Linked DNA regions of Homo sapiens: regions 1 and 2 are each linked to region 3. Evidence: chromatin contacts called from ENCODE Hi-C or POLR2A ChIA-PET data. All regions are on one chromosome and are shown on one strand. The core of a region is the stretch at or near the end of the contact, and the rest is flanking DNA. Distances in the headings are between cores, read along the strand shown. Region 1 holds the start of FCHSD1 (FCH and double SH3 domains 1). Region 2 overlaps PCDHGA1 (protocadherin gamma subfamily A, 1). Region 3 holds the start of HARS2 (histidyl-tRNA synthetase 2, mitochondrial).

Region 1 (2,882 bases), core at 23-2,522, 960 kb after region 3:
TTCCCATTTCACAGAGAAAGAAACTGAGGTCAAGAAAGGTTAAGTAACTTGTCCAAGGTCACATGGCTATAATTACACAGCAGGGATCTGACACCAGTCTGCTTGACTCTAGGCATCTGCTCTTGACCACAATAGGGATAGGTATGGACAGACATTACTGGTGATATAAGAGAGGCTGGAACAAGAGGTAAGGTCCAGAGAAAAGTCCCATACCTGCCCATACTCCCGTTCAATGGCTGCCCTCTGCTTGCTGTAGGATCTGCGGAGATTGCAGGTCGGGGGTGAGGTGGGGGATAAGGTTATGTTTGGTCCTGTTCTCCCATCCTCAGTCCTCTACTCTGGGCAGGAGGGAGCGGTTGGGGGGAGCCAGGTTCCTAGAGTGTAACTACACCCAGAGGGAATGGGACTGATGGGAGTCCTTGAGATCACCTCGGGCAGCTGCAACACAGGAAACCCTCACCTTACTGCCCCGGGCCCCAGCAGGATCCTCCCCACCCCAGAGGTTCATCTGTAGGCTTAGAGGTGAAGACTGATGGGGGCCTGGGTACGATGTCTGCCAGCCTTCCAACAGGTCTGGAAGAGGGAGAGGGATTCTGCCCTAAGGTTGATTGTGGGGTTGGGGGCAGTGGTGTGGAGTCAAGGGCTTTGAGGGAGGGTTCCTGTGTGTTTATGTGGGTGGGAGGGGGTTGGGAGGGGTTAGGTGGGGGAGCATTCCTATCCAGTATCTGGAGAGGCCAGGCCTAGGGTGAGGGCTGTGGATGGGTCGGCTGGGGAGCTCTTGGCCCCTGTTCCTCCACCCCAGCACATGTATATTGGGGAGAAGTGGCGCACAACGACGAAGGTGAGTGTAAATGAAGGGGGTTGGGGGAGCTACCTGATGTCCTCCAGCAGATCCGCCTCCCTCTGCTGCCAGGTCTGAAGGATGCTCAGCTGTTCCAGGAAGCGAAGCTTCACCTCCTGGGCCGGCTTCACCTGTGGGGGCAAAGAGAGGATGAAGACCCCAGCGCAAGGACCTAAAAAACACTCCGCGCAGGGAGCGGTGAGGGGGCGGGGCCGGGGGGGTGCTGAGCTCTTTCCTCTGTTACTTCTGGTTTGGGGTCTGACCCCTTCCGACTTCCCGTCTCCTACCACAAGTCGGATGCCCCCTTAGCTCCCTCCGTTCCCCCAGCCCGCCAGGAGTCCCCATTCAGGGCCAAGCTCACTTTTCGGGGCGGCGGCTGCATCTCCGCTCCAGCAAGGCGGTCAGCCACTGGACTCCGGAACTGGAGGAAGCCCCGCCCACTATGGAGCCCCGCCCCAGGCCAGGTCAGGCCCCGCCCTCTGCCCGCCCACGACTTGTCCGGCGACGTCGCAGGGCGCGGAAGCGAGAGGGGGCCACCGAGAAACTAAACCTGTTACTGCTGCGAATACGCCGGCAGGGTCCGGGTGGCGGGGCGGGCGGGGCGGACGCAGCGTCCGCTGGGCGGTGGGAAGAACCCCAGGCATCTGAGTCAAGACGCCTAAGTTCTATTTGTAGTGTAACCACTGATTCAGCCTGTAATTATTGATAATTATTCATTTGCATATGTAGATCCCCAGTCCCCGAGCTAATGATGAGGAATGGAGAGGAATTCAGTGTGTGACCAGGGAAACTGAGTCACTGGGCACCTGAGCAAAGATGCATCTGACGAAGAGAGGGCTGGTCCCAGACCTTTTCCTAATTCCCGCTTAACTGGAAAAGCCAGCGTGAGCGGGGTGAGAAAGATGCCTGGATCCAGGAAGGAACCAGGCCCAAAGGGAAAAAGACTTGGCCCCACTGAAAACTAAACGATACCAGTGAGTCGGCGAGAGCTGGGAGATGCGCAGGAAGCCCCTGCCACCTTTAGGATCTTCCAGCCCTAGCACTGCTTCCTGAGGAGCCTCTCCCCAATTCCTCATCCTCCTCACCTAAGCTTCTTTGGCTCAGGCACCTGTCCCAGTACCCCTGACATGTCTCAAAACTCCAGATTCACATTCCAACTCCCCACTGACACCTCTGCTAGTATATCTAATAGGAACCTCAACTTTTAAAGCTTTTAAACCTCCTTCAACCTGATCCTCCCCCCGTAACGTTTTAAATGGCACCGCATTTCCTCCAGTCAGTTAAGTCAGAAACCCAGAGTCAATGTGCCTTCTCCTACCCCTACATTCTATCCATCAGTAAGTCCTACAGGTTCTATTTCAAACAACAATAAACAAACAAAAACCTCTTGATCCACTTCCCTCAATTTCCAAGACCACCATCCTAGTCCAAGCCCCCATTATTAGACTTCTGGTCTAATATCTGATCTCCTTGCTTCCACACTGCCCTCACCCCAACCCACTGTTCACACAGCACTCAGAGTGATCAACCTTTTTTTTCTTTTTTAAAGGGAAATAAGATCTCATAATTTACTTGCTTAAAATGCACTTGCTTCAGAATAAAATCCAAATAGAATCCATGGCCTTCAAGGCTACGCATGGAAGACCCTGCTGGTCTTTCTTACTTCAGCCTGTACTCTCCTCCCACTGTCTGCTCACTGTGCTCCAGCCTCTTTGCTGTTCCCTCAGTAGACCAAGTCCCTTCCAATGCAGAGTTCTTCATGCCTGCTTTCTTTCTCCAGAATCTCCTCCTTCCAGCGTTCCATCTGTCGCCTCCAACAGCTTCTTTCCCTTACTTTGCAACTCTTCACAGATGCCTTCCCCATCCACCCATCCAAAGACCATCTCCACAATCACTCTTTTTTTTTTGAGATGGAGTCTTGCTCTGTTGCCAGGCTGGAGTGCAATGGTGCAATCTCGGCTCACTGCAACCTCCACCTACCAGGTTCAAGTGATTCTTCTGCTTCAGCCTCCCGAGTAGCTGGGATTACAAGCACGTGCCA
Region 2 (2,883 bases), core at 1-2,500, 820 kb after region 3:
AGCCGTCTGTCCTTGATCTGCCCGCGGCGGCCCGTGTTGTGTTTTGTGCTGTGTCCACGCGCTAAGGCGACCCCCTCCCCCGTACTGACTTCTCCTATAAGCGCTTCTCTTCGCATAGTCACGTAGCTCCCACCCCACCCTCTTCCTGTGTCTCACGCAAGTTTTATACTCTAATATTTATATGGCTTTTTTTCTTCGACAAAAAAATAATAAAACGTTTCTTCTGAAAAGCTGAACGTTTCTGTATAAGCGATGGAAGCTCCTGGCATGTGTGCATGAAGTGATGAGCTGAGGTGGGTGCTGGAAGAAGGGCGGAATCGGGAGGCCACTTTGTGTCATTGCGCGTCTAGATGTTTCCGAATTGCGTGTGTGTGTGTGACTGTGCAATATGGTTGTGTATGCTTGCAATGCCGTTGTGCCTATGAGACAGTGTGCGATTGTGTGCCTATGGATCTGTGTACCGTGTGCCATTGTGTGATCGGTCCGCTGTGGGGGTGGGGATCTGAGTGCGGCGTGTCAGTGTGCAGTGGAGTGTGCAGTCTAAGCTTGCGGCTGTCTCCAGGCAGAAGAGGAGACCCCGGCGCGGGCGGGGGCGGGTTGGCGCCGGGCAAACGCCTTGGGTAGAGGGGAGAGGACGTTTCGTTAGTTCCCGCCCCTTCCTGACTAAAATTGCCTACCCGAAGCGCCCCGGAGGGCTTCACGGGAGGAGGGTAGACTCTCCTTTGCCCCCGCACCCCCACCCCCGCTGCCTAGGGGTTTTGGGAAAGCCGCGGGAGTGGGAGGGAATGCGGGAGGTGATTCTTCCAAAGCCAAGTCTGCAGCTCGAGCCTCAGTTTCCCCATCTGGAATTCGCCTTCCCGCTGACATCTCCGTAGCGAAGCCTAAGAAATTGGAGGGCTCATCCTCTTCTTGCGGGGGTCAAGGGGACTGAAAGGACGTGCAGGAAATGAGATCCATCGCAGACTCAGCTCCCCTCCCTCCTTCCTGTCGGTGCTTTTCCACTCACTCGCCTGCTCTCCCATCTCCCCGCCCCCTCCGCCTGCCTCCTCGAAGCACTGTGGGATTCCGAGGTTGCTGCAGCCAGAGAAGCTGCAGAAAAACACGGAGCTGGGGGTGAAGGGGGACTTAAAAGGGGAACTACCCGGAAGGACCCAAGAACACAAAGACAGAGCCACTGCGGTTATCTGGCTGGTCAGCAAGGGTATGCGGCTTCCTCCGCGCTGCGGAGGCTCCCAGAGCCAGGTCACCCATTCTGCCAGCTCAAGTCTGTTGTCATGGGAACCAAACCTTCCAACTTAAGAATCTGGGGGCGACTTTCTAGCGTGGGAGGAAGGGTGGTGTGCACGGTTGCTGAGATGGAAGCAGGGTTTTGTTACTCAGAGCCAGGCTGCGGAGGGGCGGGGTGCCGGGCGCCTGGGTTCTATTCCAGGCACAGCAGCAGACTGGCAGAGCGCGTGAGCAGCTGTGGTTTGTCCCCTAATTGGTATGTGTGCCTATAAAGCTCTGAACCAGAAAGGCGTGGCCTCCGGGGGGACGGGAGGGAGGCGGCAGGCAACCCATCCCCACACCTCAGGCCATACTGAGGAGGCAGCTGCCCAGGCTCCAGGGCTATTTAAAAGGCTTTTATTTCCAGTTCCAGAGCCCGCCCGAATGGGTTTGTGGTCCTCTCCAGGCCTCTCCCTGTCTATCCTGGGCCTGCTCATTGCTGGTCTGGCTTTTTTGTGCAGGTCATAACGTGCTCAGACAAGTATGGCTCCAAGTGGCAAGTCATCTGGAGCATGACCTCAGGCTCCCAACCTCTGCTGGGCAGGCTCAGGTTTCCACCCCAGGGTAAACCCCTCTACTCTGGAATGTGGTCTGTGGCCACCAACAGAGCAGAGGGGATGAGAAAATGGGAGCCAGATGCTTCCCTCAGCAAGAGACACAGGTACTGCCAGGAAACCTTGCGTGACATCTGGGAACATGAAAGGTTCCAAGTGAGTTCCAAAAAAGGGCTCCAAACCAAGTAGCAGCAATGTGGAAGAGTCAGGGAGCTGAACCAGGCGCCCACTCCTTTACTGTGGCCAAACGGCCCTGAGGTGAGCTCTGGTGGGGCAGCAGCCACCATGTATTAATCATCTCTAGCCCTGTGCCCAAGTAAAGTGTCTGGCACCTTTAGCTTTTTCACAGTGATTTGTCAGGTCAACCAGGGATTTGAGGCAGGAAAGACTAGAGGAGCCTGGACTAGAGTGAAAAGAAAACAGCTCAGAAATTCACACAGGAAGCTGTAAGGCAGTACTGTTTCAATGCTTTATTAACAGTTGGAAACAAAACCAACAAACTGGAGGTGATGACATCCCAGAAGCCTATGAGGCAAGGGAAATAGGTTTGCATTTTGTCCCTCACACCTCTCTCTCTCTCTCTTTTTTTTTATTAAATGCATCTTAGCAAAAGTAGATTAAAAAAGAAAGGGTCAAAGCCCCAGATGTCAGCGAGCAGGGAGGAGGTGACCCAGGGGAGCAACAGACGCCCTGCATCAGAGTCCTCCCAGGAATAGTCCAAAGGAGCTGCTCTTGCCCCTTTATACACAAGCGCCAGCAACCAAAACCCTCCCTCCTGGCAATAAGGCCTCACTATAGTTGCCCTCATGCTTCCTAAGCTCTCTCTTGCTCTAATAACTCTAATTCTGGGCCAAGCCCAAGAGTGCCATTCTTTCTTCCTAGCTGGGGATGGAAAGCTGAGAGGGGCACAAGGAGGGCAAAAGTATCACCCTAAGCCAGAGAATTGCAGCTTCCTGTGGTTGGGGCCACCAAACAGTTCAGTGTGCCCACCCACTTCTCTTTTAGAAGAGAGCTGGGGTACAGTGTATGAAGGCACTCCTGGTGCCCAGTTCCCCAGAATGTC
Region 3 (2,955 bases), core at 128-2,627:
CAGACTCCCCAGTTCTCCCTTATTTTTCTCAGAGCAACCTTAATTTCTTTATATCATTTTTCACAATATGTAATTACATAACCACATGTGGTGGCCGGGTGCGGTGGCACACGTCTGTAATCCCAGCACTTTGGGAGACTGAGGCGGGCAGATCACTTGAGGTCAGAAGTTCAAGACCATCCTGGCCAATATGGTGAAACCCCGTCTCTACTAAAAATACAAAAATTAGCTGGGCATGGTGGTGGGCACCTGTAGTCCCAGCTACTCAGGAGGCTGAAGCAGGAGAATCGCTTGAACCCAGGAGGCAGCGGCTGCAGTGAGCCAAGATGTGCCACTGCACTCCAGCCTGTGCAACAGAGGATACTCTGTTTAAAAAAAAAACAAAAAAATCTGTGTGGGATTATTTGTTCTAAGTCTCTCTCCTTCAGTAGAATGTAAGCTCCATGAGGGTAGGCTATATTGTCCACCATGGTATATATTCAGTGCTTTGTATAGTGCTAGAGACATAGCGCTAAATACACATTTATTGAATGAACGAAGGAGTAGCAGCAGCAGGCTGACTCCCCTGATCACCCAGCTGGCCTAGTTTCTGCCATCACTTTGCCATCCCAGAATGACTCAGGTAGAGTCCAGTCCAGCCCAGCGCCCAGAGCGACTGTCCTCTCCTCTGCAGCATTTCAGATCCTCCTCAATGACCTGGTTTAGGGAGGCAGACATAAGCGCCCCGTGAGTAGAGTTAGAGACTTTCTCAGTGGCTCCCTACAGGAATGATATTACCTTGGGGGTTTTGAGCACAAATTTCTGTTTGCTTTCATCAGGACCCAGCTGTGCCTTCAGTTTCAGGAGTTTCGCCACCTCCTCCTCGATCTGTGGAGGGAAAGAAGGCGCTGAGCTATCCATCTGTCACTCTCCTCCCTCCCCCGCCATTCATTCAATATTCCTCCCTCATCACATCTCTCTGCTCAGGCCTAGCTTTGTTTCTCTCGGGACCCACCCCGGATGTCTCCCCACGCAGCCCACTCTCCTCCCTACAAGACTGGTCGCTTCCCTCACATCTCTACCCTATGTCCCGAACACCCTGGCTTTACGTCCTCCCAGGCTTTGCCTTGGCCCTCTCCCCTGCTGCCTAAATCTCACCAGCTCGGCGCTGGCCTTCTGCTGCTTGAGGCCTCGCACGCGCTCTCCCTGAAGTTTCACCAGCTCCTCCAGCGCCGCACGCTCTGCCATCCCGGCTGTCCACTTGAGCCGCCTGCTGTCTCGACCTGCGGTGGTTGCCCCAGCCTCAGCAAGGATGACTTCCGGCTATCGAGTCGCTGGGTCGCACGCCTAGAGAGCCTCCGCCGAGCACAAAAATTATTTCCGGCTCCTCCCGGAAGTGCCGAAGCTGGCTACTAAGGGAACTTGGGAGGATCCCACCTCAGCCTTCGTGACTAGTGAGGTGCGCAAACGCCCGAGTTTTCCCTGGTGCGCGGGTTCCGCCTTTGCAGTGCCCTCCACCCTTCCTGGTGTCTGACCCGCCTCCTTCCCAGGCCTTTTGTTCCTGTCCCGGAAAGCCGGCGTCCTGCCGCGCGATGCCCCTGCTCGGACTTCTTCCCAGGAGGGCCTGGGCTTCGCTGCTCAGCCAGCTCCTGCGACCGCCCTGCGCTTCGTGCACCGGGGCGGTCCGTTGCCAAAGCCAGGTGAGCGAGACAGAATTATCTCTGGTCTGTCCCAGCAGGGTCTCCAGATCTGAACGCATAGCCTCGCGGCCTGTATTCCAGTAGTGTTACAATCGGTTTTTATCGAGTGCCCACTATGTACTGACACTGAACTAAGCGATTTGGATGCCTGGTCATTTAATCCTTGGAGCAATCTTGAGAGGTTGGAGTTTTGATTTCCATTCTGCAGTTGAGGAAACGGAGGCTGCAAGATTAAATGAATGACTTATACACGGATATGTAGTAAGGGAGTATTTTAATTCATATCCACACTTTTTCCTGAAACTCTTGGACTCAAACAGTAACATTTTTAAGCGAAATATATGAATATTCCTAGTAAATGAGATGACTAAAGATCAGAAGTAGACTGAGTTCATCTTAGAATTTACCTCAAAATGAATCTCAGAAAAACATTTTCAGATGTCAGAGAGTTTTGGATTTTGGAATTGCAGATAAGGGATTGTGTACTTGAACTTGGACTTCTCTTAGGGCAGATAATCGCCATAGTATGGAACCACCACATCCTCTATTTTTGGAAGGGCATACAGCGTGCTGGTAATGTCACTGATTAAGTTTTGCCTTACTTCGGAAAGATTCTAATGCTCTCTTAGCAGATGCTTTGTGCTATCGTGAACAATAGGGCACAGATCTTTTATTGATATTCAATCACAGCATCTTATCAGTCTGAGTTTTTTAGCTCATTCAAGAAATCCATATCTTATCATTCCACAGGCTTGTTCTGTGTCCTTGAGCTGGTTCCCTTGTCTTCAAGTTACAGTTTTCCTCTCTCTAAACCTGATAACCAGTGCTACCTTATTAAAAATTATTATTTTTTTGTCCGGGCACAGTGGCTCATGCCTGTAATCCCATCACTTTGGGAGGCCAAGGGGGGTGGATCACCTGAGGTCAGGAGTTTGAGACCAGCCTGACCTGTATGGCGAAACCCCGTATCTACTAAAAATACAAAAATTAGCCGGGCGTGGTGGCATGTGCCTGTAATCCCAGCTACTCGGGAGGCAGAGACAGGAGAATCGCTTGAACCCGGGAGGCGGAGGTTGCAGGAGCTGAGATCGTGCCACTGCACTCCAGCCTGGGCGACAGAGTAAGACTCTATCTGAAAAAAAAAAAAAAATTATTTTTGCTCTTTCAGTAGGAACGGTGACCTGGAGAAGATCACCATAATCCCTACCCCTGAATGGTTGGTGTTGGTAGTGGTGGGTTGTTCAGTGCCTTCATTATTCTCAGATTCTTAAAGTAT

The links. A loop is a pair of places that touch in the nucleus more often than their neighbours do. ChIA-PET counts read pairs that join two places held with the same protein, here RNA polymerase II (POLR2A). Pooled maps may share reads with other maps.
Region 1: a pooled map shows a loop between it and region 3 (2.8-fold over the local background). The contact joins the promoter of FCHSD1 here to the promoter of HARS2 in region 3. A Hi-C loop is called at or near these places in 4 of 50 pooled maps. POLR2A ChIA-PET finds 5 or more read pairs at or near these places in 3 of 52 experiments (Caco-2, MCF 10A and activated T-cell).
Region 2: a loop to region 3 is called in a pooled map, with 2.8 times the contacts of the local background. The contact joins the enhancer-like site here to the promoter of HARS2 in region 3. A Hi-C loop is called at or near these places in 1 of 37 single-sample maps with no recorded cell type and 3 of 50 pooled maps. POLR2A ChIA-PET finds 5 or more read pairs at or near these places in 1 of 52 experiments (A673).

What each region holds. Positions count from the first base shown.
Region 1 is chr5:141,650,146-141,653,027 of GRCh38, forward strand. It overlaps FCHSD1 (FCH and double SH3 domains 1), which reads right to left and starts at 1,273. Exons shown (of 20, transcript NM_033449.3): 1 at 1,203-1,273; 2 at 875-972; 3 at 214-259. The coding sequence starts at 1,223.
Region 2 is chr5:141,512,746-141,515,628 of GRCh38, forward strand. It overlaps PCDHGA1 (protocadherin gamma subfamily A, 1), which reads left to right. Exons shown (of 4, transcript NM_018912.3): 4 at 1-230. PCDHGA2 (protocadherin gamma subfamily A, 2) reads left to right here. Exons shown (of 4, transcript NM_018915.4): 4 at 1-230. PCDHGA3 (protocadherin gamma subfamily A, 3) reads left to right here. Exons shown (of 4, transcript NM_018916.4): 4 at 1-230. PCDHGB1 (protocadherin gamma subfamily B, 1) reads left to right here. Exons shown (of 4, transcript NM_018922.3): 4 at 1-230. It also overlaps PCDHGA4, PCDHGB2, PCDHGA5, PCDHGB3, PCDHGA6 and PCDHGA7, and 14 more genes. Among named protein-coding and RNA genes, the nearest start is that of PCDHGC5, 25 kb to the left of the region's middle. RefSeq lists enhancers at 789-1,414, 960-1,079, 1,415-2,040, 1,820-2,069, 2,041-2,666. Within about 2 kb of position 1,251, at least 33 of the 41 ENCODE cell types and tissues checked have a DNase peak (open chromatin) inside an H3K27ac peak, as active enhancers do; they include A673, where a contact is called at or near this core.
Region 3 is chr5:140,690,078-140,693,032 of GRCh38, forward strand. HARS2 (histidyl-tRNA synthetase 2, mitochondrial) reads left to right here and starts at 1,378. Exons shown (of 13, transcript NM_012208.4): 1 at 1,378-1,679. The coding sequence starts at 1,572. HARS1 (histidyl-tRNA synthetase 1) reads right to left here and starts at 1,293. Exons shown (of 13, transcript NM_002109.6): 1 at 1,138-1,293; 2 at 778-867. The coding sequence starts at 1,227. RefSeq lists enhancers at 1,000-1,229, 1,390-1,479, 1,560-1,629 and promoters at 1,228-1,678, 1,228-1,349, 1,321-1,347, 1,412-1,728.